2 separate regions of the Homo sapiens genome follow, and region 1 is linked to region 2. The links are chromatin loops, found by intact Hi-C in ENCODE. Cell type or tissue: heart right ventricle. All regions are shown on one strand.

Region 1 (8,000 bases), 310 kb before region 2:
TTGTTGGAATTTTCCTTGACCAGGTTAAAACAGACACAAAAATAAGCACGCATTTATTGGTCCTGTTTGCATGTTTTCTGGAATCCAGAATATAAACCCCTAAAAGGACCATCTCCAGTTCCTTGCTTCAAAGAATCAGCAGGTTAGCTTTGTTTATCAAGGGGCAATCCTCCTGAGCTTTGTCTCCAGAAAGAAAAAGCAATGCCTACTACACATACCTCATATTTACCCAAGAGAATTGGGCTGGATTTCTAGACAACAGCAATGGATGGAGAGCCCAGTGTTCACTTGAGTCCCAGCACAGGGACACACAGTCCTGACGGGAGCATCCAAACTGCAATCTAAGATGTTGAAGAATGTACATTGTCTCACACACAAACATTTTCCAGGATAGACCACAGGTTACGCTGTAAAAGCTCCTCAGTAACATTTGAACAGAGATACACAAGTACAGGTGGGGCGTGGCGGCTCACACCTCTAATTCCAGCACTTTAGGAGGCCGTGATGGGAGGATCACCTGAGCACAGGAGTTTGAGACCAGCCCCGGCAACATTGTGAAACCCCATGTGTACAAAAAATACAAAAGTGAGCCAGGTGTGGTAGTGCGTGCCTGTAGACACTAATTCAGTAGGCTTAGGTCGGGGGTGGAGGTTGCAGTGAGCTGAGATCACACCACTACACTCCAGCCTGGATGACAGAGCCAGACCTTGTCTCAAAAATAACCAACCAAACAAAACACACACACACACACACACACACACACACACACACACACACACACAAATACCCAAAGTGATATAAGACTATTCTCTGTGCATAGAAGAGTATTTTGTGTGTATGTGATATTACATATATAAAAATATATCATGGCCGGGCATGGTGGCTCACATCTGTAATCCCAGCACTTTGGGAGGCTGAGGTGGATGGATCATCTGAGGTCAGGAGTTCGAGACCAGCCTGACCAACATGGAGAAACCCCATCTCTACTCTAAATACAAAAAATTAGCTAGGCTTGGTGGCACATGCAAGCAATCCCAGCTACTTGGGAGGCTGAGGCAGGAGAATCGCTTGAACCCAGGAGGCAGAGGTTGCCGTGAGCTGAGATCGTGACATTGCACTCCAGCCTGGGCAACAAGAGTGAAACTGTGTCTCAAAAAACAAACAAACAGAAAAAACAAAAAAGAAAGCTCCATATATTGTATTCTCACAGGAAGTATAATTCCTACGCATATGTGCTTGCTTTGGCAATACGCATAAAAAAATTGAAATAACAAAGATTACCATGACCCCTGCACAAAGGTGACACTCAAATTCATAATGGTACCATATTTATCTATTTAATTCTTTTTACTTTTATTTTGTTTATTTATTTACTTATTTTTGATACAGAGTCTCGCACTGTCGCCCAGGCTGGAGTGCAATGGCCCGATCTCGGCTCACTGCAACCTCCGCTTCCTGGGTTCACACGATTCTCCTGCCTCAGCCTCCCAAGTAGCTGGGACTACAGGTGCCAGCCACCATGCCCAGCTACTTTTTTGTATTTTTAGTAGAGATGGGGTTTCGCCATGTTGGCCAGGCTGGTCTCGAACTCCTGACCTTGTGATTTACCCGCCTTGCCTCCCAAAGTGCTGGGATTACAGACGTGAGCCACCCTGTCTGCCCTACTTATTTATTTTTTGAGACAGAATCTCGCTCTGTCGCCCAGGCTAGAGTGCAATGGTATGATTTCGTCTCACTGCAATCTCCTCTTCCTGGGTTCAAGAGGTTCTTCTGCCACAGCCCCCCAAGCAGCTAAGATTACAGGTGTAATTTTGTATTTTTAGTAGAGTCGAGGTTTTGCCTTGTTGGCCCAGCCAGCCTTTAACTCCTGACCTCAGGTGATCCACCTGTCTCGGCCTCCCAAAGGGCTGGGATTACAGGCATGTGCCACCACGCTCGGCCTATTTTTTATTTTTTTGAGATGGAGTCTCACTCTGTTGCCCAGGCTGGAGTGCAGTGGAACGAACTCAGCTCACTGAAAGCTCAGCCTCCTGTCTCTACTAAAAATACAAAAATTAAGGCCGGGCGCAGTGGTTCACGCCTGTAATCCCAGCACTTTTGGAGGCCAAGGCGGGTGGATCACAAGGTCAGGAGATCAAGACCATCCTGGCTAACACAGTGAAACTCTGTGTCTACTAAAAATACAAAAAATTAGCCAGGCGTGGTGGCGGGCGCCTGTAGTCCCAGCTACTCAAGAGGCAGAAGAATGGCGTGAACCTGGGAGGCGGAGGTTGCAGTGAGCTGAGAACACGCCACTGCACTCCAGCCTGGGCGACAGAGCAAGCCTCCATCTCAAAAGCAAAACAAAACAAACAAACAAAAAACTCAAAACCAAAACAGAACTACACCGTCGTCCAAGTCTGATGATAAGCAGGCTCTGCAAACTTATTACCAAGATCAGCATCAGCTTCAACGTTGCTTTTCTCACACGGTAACACTCTAAAGGGAAGTGCGTTCTTTTCTTTTAGACAACAGAAAGTTCTTCCCTTTGGAGGGTCACAGCCTGAGATCTTCTTGCTCCAGGACTCTGGGTTTTTTGGTGAAATTTTCGTTTACCAGGTTAAAATGGACAGAAAAATAAAGATGCATTCATTGTCCCTGTTTGCATGTTTTCTGGAATCCAGAATATAAACCCCTAAAAAAACCATCTCCAGTTCCTTGCTTCAAAGGCTCAGCAGGTTAGCCTTGTTCATGCAGGGGCAACCCTCCTGAGTTTTGTCTCCAGAAAGAAAAATCAATGCCGACTAGACATACCTTATATTTCACCAAGAGAATAGGGCAGGATTTCTAGAGAACAGCAATGGATTTTGAGCCAAGTGTTCACTCGAGTTCCAGCACAGGGACACACAGTCCCGATGGGAGCATCCAAAATGGAATCTAAAATGTTGAAAATGTACATTGTTATATACACAAACATCCTCCAGGATAGACCACAGACTAGGATGTAAAAGCTCCTCAATACAATTTGAGCAGAAACAAACAAGTACGGGTGTGGCACGGTGGCTCACACCATTAATCACAGCAGTTTAGGAGGCCGAGGTGGGAGGACCACTTGAGCTCAGGGGTTCAAGACCAGCCTGGGCAACATGGTGAAACCTCATCTGTACAAAAAATGCAAAAGTTAGCCAGGTGTGGGGGTGCATGCCTGGAGACAGGTATTCAGGAGGCTGACATGGGAGGTGGAGGTTGCGGTGAGCTGAGATCACACCACTGCACTACAGCCTGGGCAACAGAGTGAGACTGTCTCAACAACAAACAAATAAATCAATTAAAAAAATGCAAAAATTAGCCGGGCGTGGTGGCACATGCCTGTAACCCTGCTCGGGAGGCTGAGGCCAGAGAATTGCTTGAACCCAGGAGACAGAGATTGCAGTGAGCCAAGTTCCTGCCACTGAACTCCAGCCAGGGTAACAGAGTGAGACTCTGTTTCAAAAAGAGGACCACTTGAGCCCAAGAGATCTAGGTTGGATGTGCCACTGCACTCCAGCCTGGGCAACAGAGACACCCTGTCTCAGATAAAAAACAAAACAAAAACAAAACCCCACCATCATCCACGTCTGACCATAAGCATGCTCTGCAAATGTATTACCAAGATCAGCGTCAACTTCAATGCTGCTTTTCTCAAACCGTAACCCTCTGAAAGAAAGCACTTTCTGGGCGGGCGTGGTGGCTCACGCCTGTAATCCCAGCACTTTGGGAGGCCGAGGCGGGTGGATCATGAGGTCAGGAGATCGAGACCATCCTGCCTAACAAGATGAAACCCCGTCTCTACTAAAAATACAAAAAATTAGCCGGGCTTGGTGGCGGGCGCCTGTAGTCCCAGCTACACAGGAGGCTGAGGCAGGAGAATGGCATGAACCCGGGAGGCGGAGCTTGCAGTGAGCCAAGATCACGCCACTGCATTCCAGCCTGGGCGACAGAGCGAGACATTGTCTCAAAAAAAAAAAAAAAAAAAAAAAAGGACTTTCTTTTCTTTAAGACAACAGAAAGTGCTTCTTACCTCTAGATGGCCACAGCCTGAGAGCCTGAGATCTTGCTCCAACACCGTGGATTTTTTGTTGGAATTCTCCTGACCAGGTCAAAATGGGCACCAAAATAAAGATGCATTTATGGGTCCTGTTTGCATGTTTCCTGGAATCCAGAATATAAACCCTTAGAAGGACCATCTCCAGTTCCTTGCTTCAGAGAATCAGCAGGTTAGCCTTGTTTATCATAGCACAATCCTCCTGAGTTTTGTCTCTGGAAAGAAGAAGCAATGCCTACTAGAAATACATTATATTTAACCAAGAGAAACGGGCAGGATTTCTGTGGGTGGCAAGCCACCCAGGTGCCGAGGCAAGAGACCGAAGGCACAAGCTGTTCCGGTATAATAAAGAAACTCACCACAAGCCGTTCCAGTATAACAAAGAAAATATATAGAATAAGACTAGTTATACTAGAAATAGATTATAGATATGATTATATATGAATATTATTAATCATTAGTTTGTAGCATTACTCTTTATTCCAATATTATAATAATCTTTGTTCTACAATCATAACCTAGGGAAAACCAGGCCATACAGAGATAGGAGCTGAAGGGACACGGTGAGAAGCGACCAGAAGACAAGAGCGTGAGCCCTCTGTCATGCCCGGACACGGCCACTAGAGGGCTCCCTGGTCCAGCGGTAACACCAGGGGGAAGGCACCCGTCACTTAGCACAGCGGTAGCGCCAGTGCCTGGGAAGGACCCCCTTACCTTCCCAAACCCGGAGAGGGAGTCTCCCTTTCTCCAGGGGAGTTAGAGAAGACTCTGCTCCACCACCTCTTGTGGAAAGCCTGACATCAGTCAAGCCCGCCCGCAGCCGTCTGGTGGCCTAAACGTCTCCCTGTGATGCTGTGCTTCAGCGGTCACGCTCCTGGTCCACTTTCACGTTCCGCTCTGCACACCTGGCTCCGCCTTCTAGATAACGGTAGCAGAATAAGTGAAAGTATTAAAGTCTTTGATCTCTCCGAGAAATACATAGAAGAAATAATGACGTAAGCTGTCCCCAATCTCTCTCCGCCTAAGCTACCAAATAGGGAAGGGGCCCCCTGTCCGGTGGACACGTGACTCGCGTCATCTTACCTATCATTAGAGAAGACTCACACTTCTTACCCTGCCCTTTTGCCTCGTATACAATAAATAACGGCGCGGCCACGCATTCGGGGCCACTACCGGTCTCCACGTCTTGGTGGTAGTGGTCCCCCAGGCCCAGCTGCCTTTTCTTCTCTCTCTTTGTCTTGTGTCTTTATTTCTACAATCTCTCCTATCTGCTCACGAAGAGAAAAACCCACAGGCCCAGTAGGGCTGGACCCTACAGATCTCTAGAGAACAGCAGTGGATTTTGAGCCAAGTGTTCACTCGAGTTCCAGCACAGGGACACACAGTCCCGATGGGAGCATCCAAAACGGAATCTACGATGGTGAAGAATATACATTGTCGCACACACAAACATTCTCCAGGATAGACCACAGGCTGGGCGGTAAAAACTCCTCAATAAAATTTGAATAGAAATACACAAGTATGGCTGGGGTGCGGTGGCTCACACCTCTAATCCCAGCACTTTAGGGGCTGAGGCGGGAGGATCACCTGAGCTCAGGAGTTAGAGGCCAGCCCCGGCAACATGGTGTAACCCCATATGTACAAAAAATACAAAAGTTAGCCAGGTGTGCTGGTGCATGCCTGTAGACACTAATTCAGCAGGTTTAGGTGGGGGGCGGAGGTTGCAGTGAGTTGAGATCACACCACTACACTCCAGCCTGGGCGATAGAGCCAGACCTTGTCTCAGAAATAACCAAACAAACACACACACACACACACACACACACACACACACACACACAGAAACAAAGAAAAATACCCAAGGTGATATCAGGGTATTCTCTGTATTTAAACAGTATTTTGTGTGTATACGATTATATTATATATATGATGAAATACACATCATATTTTTGAGACCCTGTCTCAAAGAATGTTCCATATATTATATGCTCACAGGAAGGATAATTCCTACATGAGTGCTTGCTTTGGCAGTGCACATAAAAAAAATTGGAATGACAGAGATTACCCTGGCCCCTGCACAAAGGTGACATCCAAATTAATGATGTTCCTGTATTTATGTATTTATTTTTATTTATTGATTTTATGTCATTTTTATTATTTATTTATTTTTGAGACACAATCTTGCTCTGTGGCCCAGGCTGAAGTGCAATGGTGTGATTTCAGCTCACTGAAATCTCCTCCTCCTGGGTTCAAGCTATTCTCCTGCCTCAGCCTCTGGGTAGCCGGAATTACAGATGTGTACCACTGCACCCAGATAATTTTTGTATTTTTAGTAGAGACGAGGTTTTGCCATGTTGGCCCTGTTGGTCTTGAACTCCTGACCTCAGGTAATTCCTGTCTTGGCCTCCCGAAATGCTGGGATTACAGATGTGCACTACCACACCCCGCCTTTTTTTTTTTTTTTTTTTTTTTGAGACGGAGTCTTGCTCTGTCACCCAGGCTGGAGTGCAGTGGTGCGATCTCAGCTAACTGCAAGCTCCGCCTCCCGGGCTCAGGCCATTCTCCTGCCTCAGCCTTCTGAGTAGCTAGGAGTACAGGCGCACACCATCACGTCTGGCTAATTTTTTTTTTTTTTTTGTATTTTTACTAGAGACAGGGTTTCACCGTGTTAGCCAGGATGGTCTCAGTCTCCTGACCTTGTGATCCACCCACCTCGGCCTCCCAAAGTGCTGGGATTACAGGCGTGAGCCACCGCGCCCGGCCCACACCCAGCCTATTTTTTACTTTTTTGAGACTGAGTCTCACTCTGTTGCCCAGGCTGGAGTGCAGTGGCTCAATCTCAGCTCACTGAAAGCTCAGCCTCCTGGCTTCAAGTGATTCTCCTGCCTCAGCCTCCTGAGTAGCTGGGATTGCAGGGGTGCACCACCACCCCGTCTGGCTAATATCTATATTTTTAGTTCAGACGAGGTTTCATCATGTTGGCGAGGCTGGTCTCAAACAACTGACCTCAGGTGATCCTCCTATCTCAGCCTCCCAAAGTGCTGGAATTACAGGCGGGAGCCACCGTACCCAGACTAGTCCCATCATTAAAATTAGGGAAAAAACAAAGATGCCCACACCTGAACAGCAAATCATTTGTTGTTCAAGGACATCTCAGATACATTGTTTGTCTAAAATACAAGTTTAACTGAGGGCCCGGTGTGAACCAAATAATGGTTCTTACATTCTTCTTGTCTGTGCATGGGTTAATATTCACATGTAGTCCCATCTAGCAAGGACTGCGGGGGGCAGAGGCAGGAGGATCTAAGCCCACTTTAGCCAGGGTGGCATAGTGAGACCCCCGTCTCATGCATTTATTTCCTGGTCACGCACCCAAGATTTCAGCTTCATTTCCCCAATAAACACTGAAGCCCCATGCACTCCACCTCCGTGCTCTTGCTCATCCCATCTGCAGGGACACTGAGGTCCCTTCAACTCCACCTGACCCCACGTGAGGTTCTATACCAGTGCCAGAAAAATTTCGATAAAGTAAGAGGTGTTGATGGCCACGCACCATGGCTCATGCCTTTGGGAGGCCGAGGCGAGCAGCTCACGTGAGTTCAGAGGTTTGAGACCAGCCTGGTCAACATGGTGAAACCCCGTCTTTACTTGAAAAAAAAAAAAAAAAAAAAAAAATTCAGGCCGGGCATGTTGGCTCACACCTGTAATCCCAGCACTTTGGGAGACTGAGGCAGGTGAATCATTTGAGGTCAGGAGTTCGAGACCAGCCTGACCAACATGGGGAAGCCCCATATCTACTAAAAATACAAAATTAGCCAGGTGTGGTGGCACATGCCTGTAATCCTAGCTACTCAGGAGGCTGAGGCAGGAGAATCACTTGAACCCAGGAGGCTGAGGTTGTATGGGCCGAGATCATGTCATTGCCCTCCAGCCTGGG
Region 2 (8,000 bases):
TGTACTGTAATCTTGTCCACTCCCACTGCTGTTAAATTTGCAGGAATCATGCCATAGGTCCACCACAGTCAGCTGAAACCAGCAGTTCAGGACAAGTGGAACAGCCAGCAAGACCCAGATCATCCAACTCAGCCGATCCTGAGATGAGACCAAGCTGCTGCTGAGGACGACAGCCCTGCTCTGGTCACTCTGGAGGCTGACCAGTCTATGCACAGCTGAAGCTGGAGGGGACGACAAGCCCAGCTCTAGTCACACACCAGAAGCTGACTAGTCTACGCACGGCCGAAGCTTGAGGACTCGTCAAGCAAGTAAATGTGGTTAGAAATCTTAAGACTAGTAGTTTTCCTTGTAATACTAACTGTTTTATTATTGTTCTGTCGTTGTGCTCAACCTCCTCTGCCAGGCAAGGCCCTCTTCTGTCCTTGCTGGATATGAACATGCTGTACACTGTTTTGCTGTTGTCACCCCCCTTAACCATGGTAGAAGAAGCAACTATAGAAATGTGTCCCCACTGTACACATACTACCTGGTCAGGGAACAGGATAACTAAGACTCTACTGCACCATACTTATTATGAGTGTACAAGGACTCACTTAAGAACTTGTACTTATAAAGGCCAGGCACAGTTGCTCATGCCTGTAATTCCAGCCCTTTTGGAGGCCACGATGGGTGGATCACCTGAGGTCGGGAGTTCGAGACCAGCCTCACCAACATGGAGAACCCCGTATTGAATAAAAATACAAAATTAAACAGGCATGGTGGCGCATGCCTGTAATCACAGCCTTTCAGGAGGCTGAGGCAGGAGAATCGCTTGAACCCAGGAGGTGGAGGTTGTGGTGAGCCGTGGTCATGCCATTGCACTCCAGACTGGGCAACAAGAGCAAAACTCCATCTCAAAAAAAAAAAAAAAAAAAAAAAAAAAAAAAAGGACTTGTATTTATAGCCAGACGACCTACTCAGTTACTCAATTTGTGACCAGGAAATAACCAACCTTATGTATGTTATAACCCCAAGATTTCACCTGGTGAATAGTTTAAATTCGTGCAAGGTCAAAAGAAAGTCACCTCTTAAACCAAACCAAGGTCCCCCCCTTTTACCGATGGCCTATTTCTCTGTATTTTGATGCTTGTCCAACCTGTAATCCTGTAAATTTCACCATTCTAAAGCCAGACTTACCCATGCGGACTGCAGGTTACCCCATACGTGTCTCCACACACACCTACCCAGCAACCTACCTATATGTTATCAAAAAGGAACCCGGACCAGCAACAATTCCGAGTCTTTAAATCATTCCATAAGCATGTAGACCAGAAGTTACCAGAGCATCATCCTTTAGCTAAAAACCTGTTTGCTTGGTTAGCTGAAAACATTGATTGCTAGCAGCTTAAGCATTTCCTCATGTTGTTTGTAGAAGGACGAACATAGTAGACCAATGGCCTTAAGAAGCAAAAGAGTTAATGCCACAAGATAATTTAACTCTAACTGACTCTTCCCCCGAACCGATGCCCACAAGTTCAAGCACCTAGCTCTTAAAAACTTCTATTATCAGGAGATACTGGGTTGCTCACTAAGGAAAAGCTTTTACAGACTCACTGGAAGAATTAACTTGTTTAAGACAGCAATATTATAATAAAACACTAAAGAAAACTTTGTGGCAAGGCAAAGATGACTCCAGATCACCTCATCCAAACCCATTCTCCTGTTTCTCTTCTCTAAACCACACCTAGTATCAGCTTGAAGCTCCAAATACCTGGCAAGCACCCTCTGGTCTCTATTGGATCTGTGGGCCACAGGCCTACCGACAGTTGCCAGGAAAATGGACAAGGGCTAGTGTACTTGAAACAATTAGACCATCTTTCTTCTTACTCCCACTGCAACAGGGAGAAACTTGAAGGTATCCTGTCTACAATAAAATTAAAGAAAAAAACAAAAGATATATAGACATAAGGAAATACATAGAAATAGAAGATTAGAAAGACACAGATTTGCCTCCTGAAAGACTAATTCAGTACTCTAGGCCAGCTACCTGGGCACAAGATAAGTCACGAAGGTATTGCACCCCAATTTACACACTTAACCGCATCATAAACTCGCAAGCAGTACTTGAAATCATCACTAATGAAACAGCAAATGCATTAGACTTACTGGCCCAGCAAGCCACAAAAACGAGAAATGCCATCTACCAAAATAGATTAGCTTTAGACTACCTCCTAGCCTAGGAAGGAGGAGTATGTAGAAAGTGTAATCTAACTAATTGCTGCCTAGAAATCAATGACAATAGGAAGGCTATTAAAGAAATAACTGTAAGAATGAAAAAATTAGCCCACGTTCCAGTCCGGACTTAGACAAAATAGACTCTTGAGTCCGTCTTTAGAGGCTGGTTTTCCTCCTTCAGTAGATTCAAAACCTTAATAGGAGTAGTTCTAGCCATACTAAGAATTGGTTTGATACTCCCTTACCTCTTACCTCTCCGTGTTAAGAGCATTCAATCAACTATAGAAGCAATTGCGACCAGGCAGACTACCACTCAGCTAATAGCCCGATATAAATATCAGCCAGTGCTCTTTCATGAAGAATCCAGTAATAGTGATGTCTTCTAGTAAAATCTTGTTCATAAAAGGCATCTAAGGGAGAAAACTGAGGCAGAAAGTTAAAAAACAAACATGCATTCATTCACTCCAAGAAAAGTAACAGGCAAGGCAAGGGTTAAAAAGAAAAGAAGAACAAGTTTTCCTCTGCCTAGCAAGCTCGACTTGGCGAAGTCGAAGCCAAAGAAATGGGCTCCAGACAGCCCCCCACCTTCCCAGAACAAGAGTGAAGAAAAAAAAAAAAAGGACAAATGTGTGTATTTAGCTGTTCTTGTTTTTCTTTCAACTCAGCTACGAGGCCACCAGCTATGGAAGGACACAAGTTATGCTATGCTATAGATTACATGACCTATCATTATATGATTAACTGCTTTTATTCTGCTTCTGAAAGCAAAAAACCCCACTCCGTCTTTGTTGAAATGCTCAGCTTTTTAGATGTAAATCCACTGAGCCGGTGCGTATCTTAAATAAACATCCTTTTGTCTCCCCCATATCAGTCTGTCTAGTCCTCAGTTTCCCGCAACACCATCTCTGCGCCTCCTTTGCTCTCCCCGTTAAATTCTCTCTTCCCTGTTATACCCCCCTGTCCCCACTCTCTAGCACCCCAGATCCCCAGGTGTCCTCCCTGCTGTGCTTCTCCCTCTGTTCTCCTTGCCACCAGCACCACTCTGCTCTGTCTGCCCTGGCTCCAAATCCCTCCTCCTCTCCCTCACCCTGATGAGCCTCCCTCTTTGCTGTCCCTCTCCCTACCTTGCTGTCCTTCATCTCTCTGTACATCCAGCTTTTCTCTACATTTCTGCACTTGCTTTTCTCCTCCTGCTTTCTTATCGTTTTCTTTTCACTTTTGCTGTCTCTTGGCAAATCCCTCACCCATCCTCTACTTTGCCATCTGTTATAGGTCTTTCTCATTCTTCTTTTCTGTCTCAGGTTTTCCACTGCTCTCTGTCCGTCTCCTGATCCCTTTGGCCCACACAGTCACAGGAGGGTTTGGAGTAAGACGCCTGCATCCCGGGGGAGCGCATTTTCCAGGGGCTGGAGCTGGGCAGGCAGTAACACCCCGCGTCACAGGACAGGCCCCGGGCACCTCCCCAACGCGGGCTCAGGGGAAGCGGTGATTGTGGAGGCGAAACCCGTGGAGCAGCAGGGCCCGGCACAAGGAGGGAGGTGAAGGGGCGACAGCACCTTAAGGCAAGGGTGGGGTCTGCAGGATCCTAGGACCAGGCAGAGGACGCGGCCTTTCCGGGACTGGGGCAGCGGCGCTGGGCTCCAGGGGCCGACAAAGGCGAGAATCCACCTCTCAGGTGAGGACTTTAAAAAGCGCGGGGCGGGAGGAGTCAGAAAAAGGTTTACAGCAGGAAAACTACAGGTTAGAAAGTGTATACATTGCCCTGTAGCAGAAACACCCGGGACGGGACCAGCCTCAGGGGGACCTTAAACCCAAAAGGAACCGACCCACGGCCTCTCACGAGGTCGTCTCAATTTGCTCTGAGTGAAGGAAGACGGCTGAGAATTTCCAGGTTTGTGGGGATCCCAAGTCCCAGGTACAGAAGCGCCAGGAACCTGGAAGAGCAGACTTAATACAAGACAGGGCGAAACTCACGCGCCGCGGTGGCACCGTCACTCCACGCTATCCGCTTCCTGGTCTGCACGAATCTGCGCGCGCAGAGCAGAAGCCAGGCCTGGGCGGGACCCGCAAGGAGGTGGGCGGGGCCTGGACGAGGCAGGGGCGGGGCGCGAGGCGGAGAGACCTTGCGCTTTAGAGCCGGCAGAGGGCGGGGCCGGGGCGTGACCGGTGCTCCTCTCAGCTTCTCTCCTAGCACCTGTTTTCGGGTGGTGAAGGTGAGACCGCCCAGGAAGGCTGACGCATGGACTCAAAAGCCCTGGAATTGTCTGGAACGGGATACAAACTAGAATGTAAAATGCAAGGCCCTGCCTGGGCGGAACGTACGATTTCATGCTGACGGCCCACAGAACAGAACAGAAATCCTCTCCCTTTCTATTCTCCACTCACTCAGGAGGGAGAGTCCACCCCGTGCTCAGCTGCAGAGACTTCCCTAGGGCCTCCCCCTGGGATGCGGGACGGAATGCTCAGGCCAGCCAGGGGCGACCTGCTGGATAAACACAGCAAGGATTCAGGCGCGGGGGCGGGAGCCTGAGTTCCCAGCTACTCAGGAAGCAGCGGCGAGAGGATCGCTGAGCCTGGGGGTCCAGGCCAGCCTGGGCGACAAAGTAACACCCCTCCCTCAGGACTCCCTCCCTCGTCTCTCTCTCTTTTTTTCTCCATTTTTTAACGTTAAAATAAAATTTTGATTGTGTGAGATAGGGATACATTATTCTTTTCCATGTGGATATCCAGTTAGTTGTCCCAGCACATTTGTAGAAGAGATCTATTACTTTCTTTTATTTATTTACTTATTTCTTTTCTTTTATTTTGAGACAGAGCATTTCTCTGTCGCCCAGGCTGGAGTGCAGTGGCAGGAACTGGGCTCACTGCAGCCTCTGCCTCCTGGGTTCAAGCGATTCCCCTGCCTCAGCCTCCGGAGTACCTGCCATTACAGGCGCGTGCCACCATGCCCGGCTAATTTTTGTATTTTTGTAGGTGGGTTCCCCATGTTGGCCAGCTGGTCTCAACCTCCTGACTTCAAGTGATCCACCTGCCTCGGCCTCCCAAAGTACTGGGATTACAGGCGTGAGCCACTGTGCCTGGCCCCCCCAAAATACTTTTTACTTCACTGTCTAATTGTTGAGAAAATATAATTGAAAACAAACAAAAAGTCTTTCTCCAAATGAGAAATCATCTCCACGATGATCATAGAGAAAGAAATTAAAACCATTTCATTAATAAATAAGCCTTAGACCAGATTGTGATGCGAAATACAGGCAAACAGCTAAGAGGTTGAAAAAAGAGAAAGAAACTTTACTGTTCTATACAACCCATTAAGGACATGTTTTCAAGATAAACGCTAATCAGTCCTCAGGGAAGAGGACTTGACAACACTCTTGGTCACACATAGTTCATCCTGACTCTACTTGGTAATGGAGGTGACCATCTGTGTCAGCTAATTAGCTTCATTCTGAGGGACGGGGAGTAACACTAACCCATGTCTTTCTGACAAGTGTGAGTTTTACAACATAGCGACAGGTGCCCTCTCTGGTGAGGCTCCTACAGTCTGACAGAAACTGATATCAGCAGTAAATAATAAAATTTAGAATATATGATTAAGCACAGAGTTTATTTGAACACAAAGCATGAGGATAGCCACCTGGAAACATCAACTCCAAATGAATGGGATCAGCGTTCCCTTAGGTTTCACACACACGGAAAGACAGAGAAGCTTTAGAAGAATCACCACATTTTCCATTCAAGACCAGTACATAGGGTGCAGCAAGGTGATTGGTTATGGATTGATATACTTCAAGGAAGGTTACTTTATCACTCAATATAAAGGGACAATGATCCCAGGAGGTCTTATCTCTGGGGCTGCTTAGTCTTTTTAATTATTTACAGGAAAATTCTCTCTCTCTTTTTTTTTTTTTTTGGACGTAGTCTTGCTCTCTCACCCAGGCTGGAGTGCAGAGGCATGATGTCAGCTCACTGCAACCTACACCTCTCAGATTCAAGCAGTTCTCCTGCCTCAGCCTCCCAAGTAGCTGGGATTACAGGCATCCACCACCACATCTGGCTAATGTTTGCATTTTTAGTTGAGACAGGGTTTCACCATGTTAGCCAGGCTGGTCTTGAACTCTTGACCTCCGGTGATCTGCTCACCTCAGCCTCCGAAAATGCTGGAATTACAGGCGTGAGCCACCGTGCCCAGCCTATAAGTGGCTTTTTTACAGCGAATGCTATGCAAAACTTCTCATCAGTCATCATCATATTCAATAGCATTGCTTTTATCATATCACGGAAACCATTATTCTCATTTGGAACAGTCTGCCATCAACCTTCACAAATGCATATGGAAGCCCTCATGCTGGACTTCTCCTCACCCTAGAATCACCTGGGGGCAGGGTAGTTAATTGAAACAGCATGGATGTTTCCCCCGACACCAATAGACAGACGCTATGGGGAGGGCACAGGTGATGGTAGTAACTGAATATGACCATTTGATCCAACTGGAAGCCTGGGCTGAGAGCCTCTTAGCTAAGCACTGACTCTCAAGCTTTAAGGTGAATATAAGTCATCTGGCACTCCACAACCCACTGTAATAATGTTTGATTCTGCAGGTTTGAGGTAGCATTTATAAATTGGCATCTTTAACAAGTTCCCTGTTAATGCCAATGTTTCTCCCCTCGGACCCATTGTCAGAAGCACTGAGCTACAGAAGGCATGCCCTGCACACCAGAGCCCCTTCCACCCAAATATCTGCTCTCAGCACAGATACTGTTGGTTCCCAGGGGAGACCATAAATCACAGTCTTGAAAAGTCACTTTCTCTTTTTTTTTTCTTTCTTTTTTTCAGATGGAGTCTCGCTCTGTCGTCCAAAGTGCTGGGATTACAGGCTTGAGCCACCGCGACTGGCCTGATAGGAGGTGTTTAAAAGGAGCTTCAAAAGAGGTCAGTGCTCTACACTGAACGAAGGATGGAGGGTAATGGTAATGCCTCCACATTAAAATGACACAAATGCTGCTGTCTTACTGAAGTTTGGTACTTTCTGTGGGATAGATACTTTTCACTTTGTTCTGTGGCTTTGGTAAATTTCAGAAGTCTGAAATGATTGATTTTAGTGACTTTGCGAGTGTTTTCATCATTTTGCAGAGGAGACTTGGTTTCTTGTGGTTTGCATTCATCAGTGTCAGAAGCTGATCTCTCTATTCAATCTTGCAGTTTTAAGTAATGCATTGAACAGTCACATAACAGAACGCTGAGCAGGAGAACTAAATTTCTAGTGTAATCAGAATGGCAGGCACTAAATGAATTATTTTACAATAAGCCTGTGTCCTTTTTATTAACTGTTCAGTGGAGAAGTTTGGAGTCTATAAACTTGTAATAAATGTGGCCTGTAAGAACTACAAATACTGGAAAGCTCTGAGGATGTAATTTCTAATTTGATGAAGAAAACATTCTCTTTAATTAACTTGGCAAGGAGAAGGCTTCAATAAAAAGAAAGGCAACTATGCCTGGGGCGGAGCTGGAGTGGAAATAAGATGGCAGACATTGGACGTCATTGAAGGCCTGGTGATGTGGTTTTAGTCCATGTGCCAAGAGCAAAAAGTTATTTAAAATATATTAGTTAGGGCCGGGTGCAGCGGCTCATGCCTATAATCCCAGCACCTTGGGAGACCAAGGGCGGGTGGATCATATGACGTCCGGAGTTCAAGACCAGCCTGACCCATGTGGTGAAACCGCATCTCTAATAAAAATACAAAAAAATTAGCTAGTGGTGGTGGCATGTGCCTGTAATCCCAGCA

Evidence for each region. Peaks named below come from ENCODE experiments on the same cell type or tissue, not always from the same donor. Only the 100,000 strongest peaks of a DNase experiment are listed, where the experiment ranks them.
Region 1: it touches region 2 in a loop (6-fold over the local background); 49 of 110 quality-filtered maps call a loop at or near these places.

The regions. Positions count from the first base shown.
Region 1 is chr19:53,743,184-53,751,183 of GRCh38, reverse strand. It overlaps MIR521-1 (microRNA 521-1), which reads right to left and starts at 2,548; the gene lies at 2,462-2,548. LOC124904765 (a long non-coding RNA gene) reads right to left here. Exons shown (of 6, transcript XR_007067334.1): 3 at 4,778-4,981; 4 at 4,040-4,278; 5 at 2,794-2,916. It also overlaps the pseudogene RNU6-982P and the pseudogene RNU6-751P. RefSeq lists an enhancer at 3,384-3,982 and a silencer at 5,041-5,253. In heart right ventricle, a CTCF peak has its summit at 4,681 (motif pointing right); a DNase peak (open chromatin) is centred at 4,703; H3K27me3 peaks cover 572 bases.
Region 2 is chr19:53,428,217-53,436,216 of GRCh38, reverse strand. All of the region lies in intron 9 of ZNF765-ZNF761 (ZNF765-ZNF761 readthrough), which reads right to left. ZNF761 (zinc finger protein 761) reads right to left here and starts at 4,233. Exons shown (of 5, transcript NM_001289951.2): 1 at 4,189-4,233. It also overlaps the pseudogene TPM3P9. RefSeq lists a silencer at 4,277-4,356. In heart right ventricle, a CTCF peak has its summit at 4,384 (motif pointing right); DNase peaks (open chromatin) are centred at 3,696 and 4,306; H3K4me3 peaks cover 2,321 bases; H3K27ac peaks cover 1,531 bases.